Regions from separate parts of the Homo sapiens genome. Here region 1 is linked to region 2. A link is a contact called in ENCODE Hi-C or POLR2A ChIA-PET data. All regions are on one chromosome and are shown on one strand. The core of a region is the stretch at or near the end of the contact, and the rest is flanking DNA. Distances in the headings are between cores, read along the strand shown. Region 1 overlaps SLC22A23 (solute carrier family 22 member 23). Region 2 overlaps SLC22A23 (solute carrier family 22 member 23).

Region 1 (6,963 bases), core at 2,075-4,574, 47 kb after region 2:
GGTCGGCGTGGCCCCTAACCCTTTGCTGCCTGAAGTGTAGCGTGTGAACCTGCTGTGTCGGTATCGCATGCGATCACATGCGAGCTTGTTAGAAATGCAGCATCTTAGGCCCCACCCAGACCTAGAGAATCAGCATCTGCATCTTAATGAGCTCCCCAGACAACTCCTTGAGAAGCACTGGCTCACCGCATTTCTCCAAAACTGTAAGCATGTTTTGCCTCACAGACATATCGGTGGGAGCTGGAGAAGTGGAATAATTTTCTGACCTCTCCACTCCTTCTGTTTTTGCTAGGAATCCTAGCAGAGCCTTGACTTTATTTCAGCAGGTAGAAAAATGCAGAGCACTCCAGCAGAGACTTGGTATTTTAGCATTGCTGCCTAGGCAATGGAAAAACACAGCGGCTTGATGTAAGGACACAGGTATGGCCATCTGCAGTTAACTACCTTTTTTTGTCTTGACTCACCAGTAAATCTTTCCAAACTGCTTGAATCTAACTATATTCTGAAGGTGGCTATAAAGATGTTTTTGTAAAAGAAAGCAATGATTAAGAAACTGCAGGCACTTGAGGATTGCCATTAATCACAAGTTTCTCTGGAAGATGACAAATCAGTTTTTTTGGAAGTGGGAGAGGAAAGAACACATGAGGACATTTCAGCCTTGAGTCCCGGCATCCATCAGGAGGGACGGGGACTGCAGGTGGATCGTTTCTGCTGGGAGGGACGGGGACTGCAGGTGGATCGTTTCTGCTGGGAGGGACGGGGACTGCAGGTGGATCGTTTCTGCTGGGAGGGACGGGGACTGCAGGTGGATAGTTTTTGCTGGGCTCTGCAAGCAGAAGCATTTGGTGCAGCAGCTCCCACACCTTGAAGATGGTTCCAGTCGCCTGGCCAGGGGCCACTGGCCTTGGGCTTGAAAGGCAGGGAATGATGTCCCCAATCCAACTGCCCCTTCAGGGCCTGGCTACTGTGGAGAGTAGATCACTCACAGGCAGGTGTCCACAGTGCCCGTGGAAGACCTTGGCTGGCAGCTGTGTCCCGGTACTTACTAGAATCAATTTCTTTGCCAATGGAACCAAACCCAAATCCTTTTAGTAGATTTTCATTCATGGGCAGCCAGACTCTCCCTGATTATGTAAAACATTTAAGGGCCACAAGAAAGTATCTTGGGTGATGCATCAAAGATTCAAACATTAAACTATCTCAAGTGGCCAGCATGTAGCACTTCCACTGCTGTGGTTAAAAGCCTGGACTCCGTAGCTAGAGTGCCCAAGTTCAAATCCTGCTCCTGGTACATAGAAGCTGTGACCTTGGTTCAGTCAGTTAGGAGTTCTGTGCCTCAGTTTTTTTGTCTGCAAAATGGGGTGTTGTGAGCACTAAACAGCATATAGTGCTAGAACATAGGTGCTATGTGTTACAATCTCGTGCATTATTTTTCCAGATTTTGGAATACTTGCATATACATAACGAGATATCTTGGGCAAGGGACCCAAGTCTAAAAACAAAATTCATTTATGTTTCATATAAATCTTATATACATAGCCTGAAGGTAATTTTATATGAGATTTTGAATAATTTTGTGCATGAAACAAAGTTTTGACTGAGACCCATCATATAAGGTCATGTGTGAAATTTTCTACTTGTGGTGTCATTTAGGTGCTCAAAAAGTTTCAGATTCTAGAGCATTTCAGATTTCAGATGTTCTGATTAGGGATGCCCAACCTGCATAACAATATAATTATTGCCAAGTCGCTCATTGGTCTCATTCGACATGGTGAGATCCTGTCTCTAAAAAACAACCAACCAAACAAACAACCGTTACTTTTCCCCTAACACCTTAATGAAGAATGCTTACAAGCTACTCTTGGCAACTAGATATACTTTGTCGATAAGCAGAGAGATTACTGAGGGTTGTGAGAATGAAACAGTACGTAGCTGAGACTGAACTGAGGCATTTGTTTAGTGAATCAACAGGGACCATGACTAAGTCTGAGCACAGAGGCCGCCCGGAGGCTTTGATAGAAAAGTGGCATTGTTAGGAGGCCACAGCTCTGGGAGATACGCTTTTCGGAAGTCGTCAGATTCTTACAAATTTTCAGGAGGAAAAGCACATTGCGCTTCCCAGGGTAGACACTTTATGTGACGGAGGAGGAAGGCCTGAGGGAGTGGGGTGTGGGGGTTTGATGTGTCACGTGGCGGGGCTGCAGTCTTAGGCATTTGCTCAAACAGGAACCCCGGTGCTGCCAGGAGAGAGCTGACTTTGAGCGAGGGGCTTCTAGATAATTTGGGTGGGTCTCGCCTCATCTGTTGAAAGACCTGAACATAGGGCCGAGGCTTCCTTGAGGAGGAAGAAGATTCCACCTGTGGACGGCAGTGCCCGCCCCCATGCCCTGGAGTCCTGATGGCTGGCCCTCCCGCTGGCCCCTCATGGATGTCAGCCTGGCCACCCCTCACAGTCGTGTGGGCCAATTCCTCGCAGAAAATCTCTAAATATCTCCTGTTGTTTCCTCTTCTCTGGTTGAACTCTGAGGCGGAGGTCAGGAGGTCCTGCCCATCACACAGGCTCACACGAGGCCTCCCGTGAAGCCCATCTCCGAAGCTGCACCCCCTCCCTCCCCTTCTTACTCCCCACTCTCTCATCCTGTCCCTGCTTCTCTTCCCCGGCCAGCCTGGACCAGGTCCCAGCCTCACAGGGCACTGCCAAGCTCAAGGGACCGTCTGTCAAAACACTGCAGCACCCAGGGAGGAGCCCCAGGGAGCACGCAAAGGTCCGAGCTGTGCTACTGAGCAGGGCTTGGCCCCAGCTCCAGCGGCTAAGGCATCTGCCCACCAGAAATACCAGGGGTGGCCAAAGTTTTAACATTCTCCCCCCACCTCCCTCATCCCCCACAAACACACACACCGATCTAACTGTTCATTGGATTCAGTGATTATAAATAAAATTTTAAAAACCTTTTGAAGCCAATCTTTGAAAAAAAAAGGCCCATCCTCCCATAATGCACAAATGAATAAAACACAACACTTATTCTTCCTTAAATACGTTTAAGAAACTCTTGAATGCTTATGACCATAGAGAGAATATACATTTTCTTGGGATTGCTAAGTGCTCCTGGCTTCTCTGAAATGAGAGTACAGGATTTTTCTGGACTGGAGTTGGCAAGTAACAAAGGAATATATTAAGTTGACTGACAATACTTAAGCCAGAGGACAGGAATTCACAGAATTGTGCCCGCGGAACAAAGCGTGCCATGCAGGGTATGGGATGAGGCGCCCGCTCTGGCCTAGAGGTGGGGGTTAGATTCCTCCCCGGCCTCTGCTGGGCGGTGTGAAGTTACTCAGCCGCTCTGAGCCTGTGTCCTTGCAGCCAAGGTAGGTAACGATCGTACCTACCACATGAGGTGGTCATGAGAAAACGACACTCACGAAGCACTCGAGCGCACCTGGCTCATACTGAAGCCACGGAAGGCTTCCTATGTGTCGCTGGCCTCACAGACATGAGGCCACCCTGCTAAGCTGCCCCGGGCACTCTGCAGGCCCAAGGCCACTCTCGGGACAGGGCAAGTCTGCACAACTCACTGGCAGAGGGAGGTGAGACGGGCTCAGGAAAGGACAGCGTCTGCCCACACTGCTCAGGCTCCTAAATTAAACACAATTCCTGGAACAGGCCTGCGGAACGAGAAATCCTTCCAGAGGCCACTGCTGAACGGCCCGGCCATCCTCTCCCAAGGGGAAGCCTCTGCGAAGGCCGACTGGGCCACTAGGACACCGGGGCTTGGGGATCCCACCGCCCTGCCCAGCCCCAGAACACACAGGATTCAAAGAGGCCACTTCTCCAAACCCGCTGTCCTTACAAGTGGATCACCCCTCTCCTCCCCTCTCCCAGCCCTCCTCCATCATCCAATAGACTAGAAGCCCATTTCCACCAGCAGCGGGAAAATGTGGAAAGGAAGGAGGTGCAGTTTTCTCAACAGAGACTGGAGGGCTGGCCATGCTGCCTGCCTCGCTGGGCTTCCACCAACCTGGTTCAGGCTTGGCCCTAAGCTGCTGACACCCACCTGGAGACCACCACAGTCCTCTGAAGACAGCCCCATCATCCTGGACTGCGCCCCTCCCTGGCAAAGTGGAGAACTGCAGGGAGCTTCCTCTTACTCGCTGGCCTCACCATCTCCCAGACCACCATGCGAGCCTCTCTCCTCTTCCCTGCACCCTCCCTCCTTCCTGTCACTCCCCAAGTGGGCCTGGAAGTGAACACACCACTCAATAATTACTGCCACAGGCAAGGACGCATGGCCCCCAGAATCCTGGAAAATAGACTTTGGGACATGTGATTGTGGAATTCCTTATTATAGCAGAAGGGCCTGAAATTGCCAGTCATGGAGACCCAAATAGCATTTGAGGGTATTCCTGTAAAAGCTTGCCATTACAGCTCTACATCTCCCCTTCCGCGTGGAAGGCGTCCTCTTTCCTCTTAACTTAGGATCTGCCAACCCAAAGTAATGGTCAGAAGAATCTGAAAGAGTAGTTTTCTCCATTTAGAGAAAGGGAAAATTTTAAAAAACAGAGAAATTTTAAGTATTTCTTACAAATCACATTCCAGTGTCTGCCAGACATGTAGACATAGGCATTAAATGCTCAAATGCAGAAATACTGAATTAACTACCAATTGAATACCTATCATGTCTGCACTACTAGGCGAAGTAACAGCTCTCACTTGCTGAAAGCTAAATGCTTTGGGAGGTATTTTTCCTGTGTTAAATTCATTTAATCTGCACAATGACTGTATTATGTAGGTATTGTTTTTAATGCTCATTTTACATGAGAGGACCCTGAAACTCAGGGTGATTAAGGGACTGGTCCAAGATCCCACAGTTAAGAAATAAACAAGATGGGAGCTGAAGCCAGCTTCCCCTGTATTACCCCATATCTCTGCTGCAGGCAGAAGCTATCTTCAGGTATGGCCTCCTCTGTGCCCCACCAGAATCTAAGCTCCAAGGAGGGAAGGGCTTTTCAGGTTTTGCCTACTGCTGCTCCTCAGAGCCTAGGACTGTGCCTGACACACACCAGAAGCTCAGATACTTGTCGCATGAATAAATGTGAACATTTTTTCCTCCCTAGTTCAGTCACTTTACCAGTGCCCCCCAATCAATTATAGTCACCATGGAAGAGACTGGCCAGTGACTCTGTAGAAGCTGGCCCGGCACCCTACGTGGGAACTCATCAAAGTCCACATCATGGTTCTATATATTTATATGTGGATAATAATTTGAGGAAAATCAACCATAAAACCAAACATGAGCCACAGAGTTCAGTTTCTTTTCAGATTTTACTACCTTCTGTTTTTTCTTTAAAACTAACATTATAATGACTCAAATGAGGAACAGGGATTTGAATGCTCAGCAATCTCTTCTGTGTAAAAACAAAGACTGATGCTCAGCAGCACATGCTTAAGAATTTAAATTAATGACACTTTCAGTCTCCTAGTATTTAAAAACAGCAGAGAAAGCCAAGGAGAGGAACGACTTCAAACATCAGAATCCCCTCCCATCCACTGGAATTCTTTCCTTTCAGGTCTGTTGTTCATTGTCAAGCTAACTGAAGGAGCAGAGACGGGACAGGGTGGCTTTAAGGTGGAGAGCACAGCTTACCACCCAGGTTTTCCAACAACCAGTTCCAAAGTGACAATTCCCAATCCTCAGTTTTTCTGGTGCTATCCATTCTACGGATCAAAATCATACGCAGTGAGTGACCATGTTTGTAGAATTATATCACGCTTTTGAGCAAATGGAGCCTCACAGGCCTTCAGATTTGAAACCTCCGAGGCATGTGGCCAAACAGCCGAGCCCTAAATTACTTCAAGCTCTGTCCCATAACAGCATGCTCTCAGTTCCCCAGCTGTCGGAGGGCAGGGAAGATGATCTGACTTTTATTTCTCATCATCAGTGTCATCATCAATTGTCATTATTTTATGAGCTTGGCAAGCAATCAGGGAATCAGGGGCTGGGCGTATGGTAAACAGAATAGATCTCAATACCAGTTCACAGCATCACTACTGTGTGACATCTAGTAATAGTAAATATATTTTACTCTTTGGCATAATACTTCTAAATAGAGAAGAATTATTAGCAACTTAGTCTTTCCAAGTAAGTCTTCTTTTCTCTTCTTCTCTCATTTTCCCATCTTCTCTTGCATCTGGATTTAAAAACACTTTTCTTTTGAATGTTCATATATTCACAAAGAAGAGAGAATCATGTCATGAATATTTTGGATATGTTGCCCTTTTGGTTCTTCTGCCTCTTTCCCTCTCTTCTCTGTAATATTTTAAATCAGATTCCTGAAATCATGTCATTCTACTTTTAAATACAAATATGTCTCTCCTAAAAAAGACATTTTCACATCTAACAAAATTAACAATAATTCTTTAATATTATTCAATATCTAGTCTGTGTCCAACCTACTCAATTACTTCAAAAAAGTCTCTTTATAGTTTTTTTTTTAAATCAGGATCCAAACAAGATCCACATATTACATATCTTAATTCTCCTTCAGTCTAGAGCAGACTTCCCCCGACCCTCTTTCCCCATGGAACTTGAAGAAACCGCTGGTTTTATGTGACTGTCCCGTGATGTCGTTCACATGTTCCTTCATGCCCTGGTTTAATCTCTAAACTGGAAGCTCCACCTAATGTCTGGTGAGACCCAGGTTCAGGTTTTTGGAAGAGCGTATCGCAGCTGGTGCCTGTGCGTCACGGTGCTGCCCCGCAGGAGGTCACCTACTGGGAATGACGCTACCACTGACCCATGGAGCAAAGCGGCGGCGCCTCAGCCTCCCATCCTAGAGTTGTTCACCAACATTTTCCCTAAAGGTTTTGTAGGGAGTGCAAAATGGTGATCTGATTTTCTAATTCCATCCTTCACTGTATACTGTTTTCACCTTGAATTACTTTGGAAGGAAGAACTTGTATTCAGC
Region 2 (7,300 bases), core at 740-3,239:
AGGATCATGGGCAGCTCCGTCTGGTTCCTTCCCAGGCTCCGGGCCATATCATCAGCACCCTCCCCTCATCCTGCCCCGCTGCTCATCGCTCGCACGCCACAGGCGCTGCCGGCATGGGACGCATGCTGGCTTCCTGTCTGCTACTCAGTACTTGTTTTCAGATGTGACATTTTTAAGACACAACTTTTTTTTTTTTTTTTTTTTTTTGAGATGGAGTCTCGCTCTGTCGCCCAGGCTGGAGTGCAGTGGCGCGATCTCGGCTCACTGTAAGCTCCGCCTCCTGGGTTCACGCCATTCTCCTGCCTCAGCCTCCTGAGTAGCTGGGACTACAGGCGCCCGCCACCACGCCCGGCTAATTTTTTTTGTATTTTTAGTAGAGACGGGGTTTCATCGTGTTAGCCAGATCCTCTCGATCTCCTGACCTCGTGATCTGCCCGCCTCAGCCTCCCAAAGTGCTGGGATTACAGGCGTGAGCCACCGTGCCCGGCCTTTAAGATACAACTTTTTAAAGAAGTTGAACAGACTCTGATACTCCCTTAACCCCAGGTCATCCTGGCCCTCGGTGCCTATTCTTGAGGCAGCATTAGAGCGGAAGACAGATGTCAGGGAGTCGTCAGTCAGGGAGTGTCTCAGGGAGGCCTGTCCGACTTATGATCTAGAAAGGGCCAGGGCTGCCGGAGTGGGCAGGGCAGGAGAAAACAGGCGGGTGTCATGATCACCAGCGCCTGCCTCCTCTCTCACCTGGACCCCTCCGTGAGGGCAAAGGAAGCCTCGGAGCCCACCTGGAGCATCCAGATGGACAGTGGATAGAAAAGATCCGCCCCAGCACAGCCAGCAGCTGCTTCCAGATCCGCCCAGGACCCCAGGCCACTTCTGCCCATGTCAAGCTGGGAGATGGGCACAGTCAGATAGACTTGCAAAGTCACCCAACTCCCAATGTCTTACAGATGAATCAGAGCTGTGCACTGGCTGATGAGAACCACCACCTGGCCTGGGCCTGAGCGGGTAGCTGGTTCTGTCAACGCGAGGTCTGAACAGAATCTCATGAAACAATATTTAGTTAACTTGGCCTCTATCATCCTTGGGGCAATAGATTTCTGCAGGCCTTTGTTGCTTTTTGTGGTGGAACAAGTATGAAAAGTATAAAAGCATTTTTTGAACTTTTTGCAGAAAATTTCATATCCTAATATTTGCTTCCAGGCAGTCCATCCTGGCCCCTTACCCTTTGCTGCCAGAAGGCTTGTCTGTAATAGTGTCACAGGGAAAGGCTAGTTCTGTGCTAAGAAAGATGGAGCTCACGGGCCCCAGGCTGCCCATCGTGGCTTATCTTGGAATTTTCTCTGTGAAGTGGGGGGATGGTAGGGGAGTCTACTTCCATCCTAGGGCCTCCGTGGGAATTGTTCCTCAGTCATTTGCAAGAAAGAGCTGTGGCCTCCCGATGGCACGGGTGAAAAGGGCTCCCAGCGAGAAGAGGGATTTGTCAGGAACGCTAGACATTCTCCCAGCCTGGCCCAGGGACCCCCTTTGGACTTAATTTCCTTTCATCCTCTGCAGGCACAAAAGCATCACCAAGGGTCACATATTTTTTCCAGTTTGTCATCTTGGCAAGCTGAATCTGAGAACATGTTTGTTGAATTTCTATCCTCAAATCTTTCCAGGTTTGCGTCAAAGAGGAAAAGCTTACAGCATTTCCTTCCGTCTAGCTTGCTAAGCCAAATCTAACAGAGAATAATGATGCCTACCAACTGCCAGAGTTAAGGGGTACCCGCTAGCCACCCCCTCCCCCAACAAAATATGCATAATCATGCAAAGGCTGCAGGAGGCCAGCTGGAAACCCAGAAGGTCTGACTGTGGATTCTGGTCTATTGAAAGACTTGGCTTTGCTGTTTTGTTTGATAAAGGAGAGAAATTTCACTTTCCGTCCTTTAGACAGGGAGTGAGCCTGCGGTCGGCCTGAGGTATCCTGCAACTGCAAGCACTAAATAAGCTCCTGACTCATCTCTCCCCTGTGGCTGATGCAGAAGGTAGGGACAGGATGAGTTCCTTGTGCTTAATCATACAATGCCTTGGCATTTCTGTCCAGGTGCCCAGTAGCTGTCAGGCTGGGCCTGTAGGATACGATCCAAGAGAATGAATCAAAAAGTGTGGACGTGAAGATGCTGTTGTTAGCATGGCTACTGGAAATGTGGAAAGTAAGAAAGTCCACGGACCTGCCTACTTGCTCCCAAAGCCTTCCCCAGCTTAGCCTCCACATAGTCTGCCTTGGACTGGAATAGCCGCTACTGGATTTTCCCAAGGGTGTCATTATGCGGACACCTGGGTTTTGACTCACGGCTGAACTACTGCCATTACTCTCAAGTTCTGTTTTATGAAGGCACGTGCATGAGAAATGCTGATACTCCTTTAAGAAGTTCAGTGTGGTATAACTCAAGCTCCTCAGTAAGTCACAAACAGTGTAGGAAAATGACTGCAGCTGAGTGATGCCCTTTTAGTGGAGGCGTGCCTTTTTATTAACCTATAAGCATGGTGGCAACAGTAAATGGCGTGTAGCACCCATGAACCACGACCCAGGGGCAGAGACGGCACCAGGAAGGGGTCAGCCTCACTTTCCGAACTAAAGCAAAAGTGGCTGAGCACAGGTTAGTCACACCTTTTAGGGAGGTATGAAATGGCCGCAGACTCCACGAGGGCGGGACTGTGCTGCTGTGTTTTCTGGGCCTAGTGTCTGGCGCGCAGTGGGCTCTCCATCCATGTTTCTTACATGAGTCAGTAATCTCACTCGCTGTGCTCGCTTTGGATTCATGACATCAACTTCTCAGGTCAGTATGAAATAAGGCTCTTTTGGCCTGGCACGGTGGTTCACGCCTGTAATCCTAGCACTTTGGGAGGCCAAGGTGGGGGGATCACCTGAGGTCAGGAGTTCGAGACCAGCCTGGCCAACCAGGTGAAACCACGTCTCTACTAAAAATGTAAAAATTAGCCGGGCGTGGTGGCGCACACCTATAATCCCAGCTACTCTGGAGGCTGAGGCAGGAGAATCACCTGAACTTGGGAGGCAGAGGTTGCAGTGAGCCAAGATCATGCCATTGTACTCCAGGCTGGGCAATAAGAGTGAAACTCCATCTCGGGGAGGGCCGGGGGGTAGGCTCTTTCTACTTTGTGAAACATTTTGCACTAGCTGTGCCGTGAGGTCTCTTAGCAGAGTTGGCAGCACAGGTTCTGGTGGAAGTGCGGCATAAGTGATCCGCTGCACTCCCCCCCTTGCCAGACGCTCAGACACTGACATATTTCCTGGGCCCAGAGTAGCTCCCTGTTCCCCCTTCCTCCTGCTGCTGCCTGGACAGGACCCCAGGGCCAGGTTCTCACTGCCTCTTGGGCGCCTCGGGGTTGGGTCCAACAGCCACCTCAGCTATGAACCACGAAGCTGATGTGTCCAGAGCCAGAGACAGAGCTGACGCTGGTTAATCCCACACCAGCCTGGAGCCAGGGACTCGTCTTTGATTTCCGAGAAGCCGGCGTCCCCTGGGGTGTCTCCCATGACGCACCTTATCACCGTCGGGGTGATCTCCGCACAGAAGAACACGCTGAGGCTCCCCACCGCATGGGAGGCAAACATGCCCACGATGGAAAACGCGATGGAAAATTTGTCCTTGACGCTGTCACTCATCCCTGGGGGAAGGTCAGAAGAAGGTGGTGAGGGAAGAGAGGAAGCCAGGCCAGGGTGGGAGGGAGGCCTGGGGCTGCACAGCACAGCTCCTTCCCAGTGTCCAGCTTGCGGCATGGATGGGTATGCAATTCCCTCTGGGGACCAAGCAGCACCTCAAGGACTAGAAGCCCAGAGCCCCTGCAGTGGGTTTTGTGGGGCTTCTATGAGTCCCTGTGCGTCAAGCATGCTGAAGCTCATGGTGGCCTCTATTGGAATTCCTCAGCCGGGAGCCATGCCTGGTGGGAGGGCAGGCTGGCATGTCCCTGGTGCCACAGCGACATCCCTCTGCCCTGGCCTATGTTTGCTCCAGTCAGGTCTGATGTGCCCAACGTGTGGGACAGGGTAGCTGAGTCAGGGTTGATTTAAGGAAACAAAAACTCAAGCCACAGAATTTATGGGCCCAGAAGGCAAGTGTTCAACCCATCAAAGCCCTCGTAAATGGCACCGGAGACCGACCTCGCGCCAGGACAGGGTCTGGCACAGTGCACGGGCATGCTGTCAGGACCATACAGCTGGGGCTCAGCTCAGCTTCCCCAAGGCTGCATAGAGGGCAAGCACTCTCCAGGGACACGGGCGAGGGCTGGGGCAGGCCAGGCGGGTGCAGCAGCAGCTTCGAGGTGCAGGGCGGCACTGTGCTGTCCCCATGGGCTGCAGGGCAGCAAGCTTACATGAGTCAAAGGGGGACAGCGGCTTCCCCTGGCAGCACAGACAGCCGGGCCCCAGCACTCCCAGGCTTTCTCCCCCCACCCAGACAACTGTCCCTAAGACAAAGCATGTTGGCGCCGGGCCAGGGCCTGTGCTGAGCCTGGTGCCAGGGGAAGGGGCGGGGGCATGCGTGCCAAGCAGCACACAAACAGGGAAGCACCAGTCGCTCTTTCTAGAGGCAAGAGGGAGAATACAAATGTATCCGTATAGTGTCCAACCTACGGCCAACTTCAGCTGCAGTTCTTGGAGGGCAACGGGGAGAAAGAGAAAATGGAAACCACAGGTCCGTGAGTCTTCGAGAAAACACCCATTTAGATGTAATATGAGACGAGGAAGCACAGCCCACGCGCTTGGGACTCACCTGAGTCTGGGTGCTGGCTGTACTTTCCAATCACTGGACCCGCAGACATGATCGCACCCACACGGACAAGGGCCAAGCAAGCGAGAAGAGAGAAGAGAGCACATTAGGTGTGGAGTTAGCCTAGCGTGTTCCCATGCGACTTGGTTCAAGCAAACTCCCTTCCGTGTCTGGGATGGCGCTGGCCGCCGGGGCAGTGGAATTCATACTGCGCTAAACAAAGATCTTTTTGTTAGGAAGACAGGAGTGAGACCCTGCTGGCCTCAGAGCCTGAGGAGAAAATGGAACCTTCACAGTGAGACCCCAGCAGGTGCAAAGGGTGAGCTTCCTTGCATGTAAAGTCACCCACAGGTCACTGCCGCCTGCATTCAAGCTGCGTCAAGTGCTGTGGGGTGCCCCTGCCAGCCCCAGCTCTGCTCCTCACGGCTGCTTGGTGTTCGCCTGGGGCTCCTGTGCATTCCTGCTCAGGGCCAAAGGGGCACCACAACACCCGGGGGCTGAGGCACCCTGCCACTTCCGTCCCAACTGTGTGAGCAGGAGACTCCCTGGAAGGGCAGCTGGGGAACGGGGATGGAGGGAGACAGGCGCCACGTGTGCAATCCATTAGCTAAGCCTAACAGCAGTCTCCCAGCAAGGTATAGATTGCATAAGAACTGTCCAAGTTAGAAAGCTGCTCCTGAGTTTGAAGTGAGCCATCTCTAATCTAGGCTGCACGACAAGGCCGCTCTGATCTGGGTGCGGTGGACAGCCCTGGCGTCTAGTTCTGAGAGCCCGGGTTCATTTTCCTTGTAAAGGCAGGGGAGCTCTGTGGGGTCGATGTTCCCGCAGTGTCCTGAGCCTGTCCCAGGAGGACCGTGCCAGGGTGGGAGAAGAGGCTCATCGGTCCTGCCTGTTCACGTCGCGCCCTGGGCTGGCCACGGAGATGCTGTGGTGGTTTGTCCATACACGGGAATGGGTATTTGTTGGTGAGGAGCTATACAGAGCTTGCTGGAAGGGCCAGATGGACTCTCTAGCTTTGCCTTAGATTTTTTTTTTTTTTTTGAGATGGAGTCTTGCTCTGTCACCCAGGCTGGAGTGCAGTGCTGCGATCTCAGCTTACTGCAACCTCTGCCTCCCAAGTTCAAGTGATTCTTCTGCCTCAGCCTCCTGAGTAGCTGGGACTACAGGCGTGTACCACCAAGCCCAGCTAATTATTTTTTGTATATTTAGTAGAGATGGGGTTTCACTACATTGGTCAGGCTGGTTTGAACTCCTGACCTCATGATCCGACCGCCTCAGCCTCCCAAAGTGCTGGGATTACAGGCGTGAGCCACCGCACCCGGCCAGATTATTTTTAACCTTTACTGAGAAATTCTTTGGTCCAAAGAGAAGCTGATGAACTCGGGAACATCTGCTGAAAAGCAGGGCCCTAATGCAAGGGTGACAAAACAGATTTATTTCCCCCTTAATGTCACTCGAAAGAGACAATCCTTTGTTCTTCTTGGTCATGTGATGAATCACACAGAAGCAGTCTACCTATTAGCAAAGACTGGGCCACCAGGACTCGGAAGGAATCATGGTGCAGCCCGGGCCGGGGCAGGGGCAGGGGGAGGCGGGAAGGCCCAGTGCCCTCTAAGGCGGGCTCCACAGATGCTCTCAACTGAAGCTCTGTTCTCCCCAAAGCAGCTCCTTCCAGCAGTAGATTTTAGAGTGGCCAGCGGAGTCTTATGCAGCCCTTTCAAATGCCCTTGGGGATCTGCCAGCTTCCCTCCCTGCACCCAGCCCACCTCCCCGACCCACTCACGGTTGAGGAGGCCGAGCTGCAGGAGTGAGGCCAGGGCGGTGAGGATCATGAAGAGCAGCAGCCCTCCCCTGCGCCCGAGGAATCGGACCACCACGCACATGGCCAGGCAGGACACCAGCGCGATGCTGGCCGTGGTATAGTAGTCAGCATAGAAGTTCTCCAGGAGCGGCACCTTCACCTCGTGGCCCATCATGCTCCTGGCAAAGCAGTGGTGGATCCCGTACCCCGTCAGCCTGTGGAGACATACCGAGCGGCAGTGGGTGGGCTGCCCCCATGCCAGGGGCTGCGCTGCCTCCTGGGAGTTCGTGCTGTCAGGTGACCAGGAGATGAAGAAGCAACTCAATGTGTCATAGAAAAGCCCATCATGACCGAACCACGAGCAGATTACAGAGCCAATGCAAAAGAGGAGACGTGGGAGAAATATGGAATGCTTCTCCTGATGGAGGTCCAGGCTCATGCCCCACTACCATGGCTTTAATAGACAGGTGTGGGCACAAGAGCAGTGAGTCCTTTTGTTAAAACACACACTTTCATGGGAATCCTCCAAGACAAAGCGCTTTCCAGGTACTGACTCATTTAACCCAGGGCCGCAATCCAACAGCCACTGCACACCCACTTCACAGGGGCAGGGGGGCAGAGCAGCTCGCACGAGGCTCTCGGCGGGTAAGCGGCAACTCAGAGACGCAGCTTTTCTGGGCACTTAGGGTTCTGGAAGGGTGGAGATCTATCCATACCAGCCTCAACTCCA

What was found. A loop is a pair of places that touch in the nucleus more often than their neighbours do. ChIA-PET counts read pairs that join two places held with the same protein, here RNA polymerase II (POLR2A). Pooled maps may share reads with other maps.
Region 1: a map of sigmoid colon shows a loop between it and region 2 (2.1-fold over the local background). The contact joins two enhancer-like sites. A Hi-C loop is called at or near these places in 5 of 168 maps with a recorded cell type or tissue (K562, breast epithelium, endothelial cell of umbilical vein and 2 more) and 7 of 50 pooled maps. POLR2A ChIA-PET finds 5 or more read pairs at or near these places in 10 of 52 experiments (AG04449, AG04450, HCT116 and 7 more).

Annotation. Positions count from the first base shown.
Region 1 is chr6:3,326,292-3,333,254 of GRCh38, forward strand. All of the region lies in intron 3 of SLC22A23 (solute carrier family 22 member 23), which reads right to left. Among named protein-coding and RNA genes, the nearest start is that of PSMG4, 71 kb to the left of the region's middle. Within about 2 kb of position 3,325, at least 7 of the 41 ENCODE cell types and tissues checked have a DNase peak (open chromatin) inside an H3K27ac peak, as active enhancers do; they include PC-3, where a contact is called at or near this core.
Region 2 is chr6:3,280,307-3,287,606 of GRCh38, forward strand. SLC22A23 (solute carrier family 22 member 23) reads right to left here. Exons shown (of 10, transcript NM_015482.2): 7 at 6,553-6,785; 8 at 4,773-4,805; 9 at 3,546-3,669. Among named protein-coding and RNA genes, the nearest start is that of PSMG4, 25 kb to the left of the region's middle. RefSeq lists a silencer at 1,789-2,083 and enhancers at 2,212-3,139, 6,621-7,150. Within about 2 kb of position 1,990, at least 8 of the 41 ENCODE cell types and tissues checked have a DNase peak (open chromatin) inside an H3K27ac peak, as active enhancers do; they include PC-3, where a contact is called at or near this core.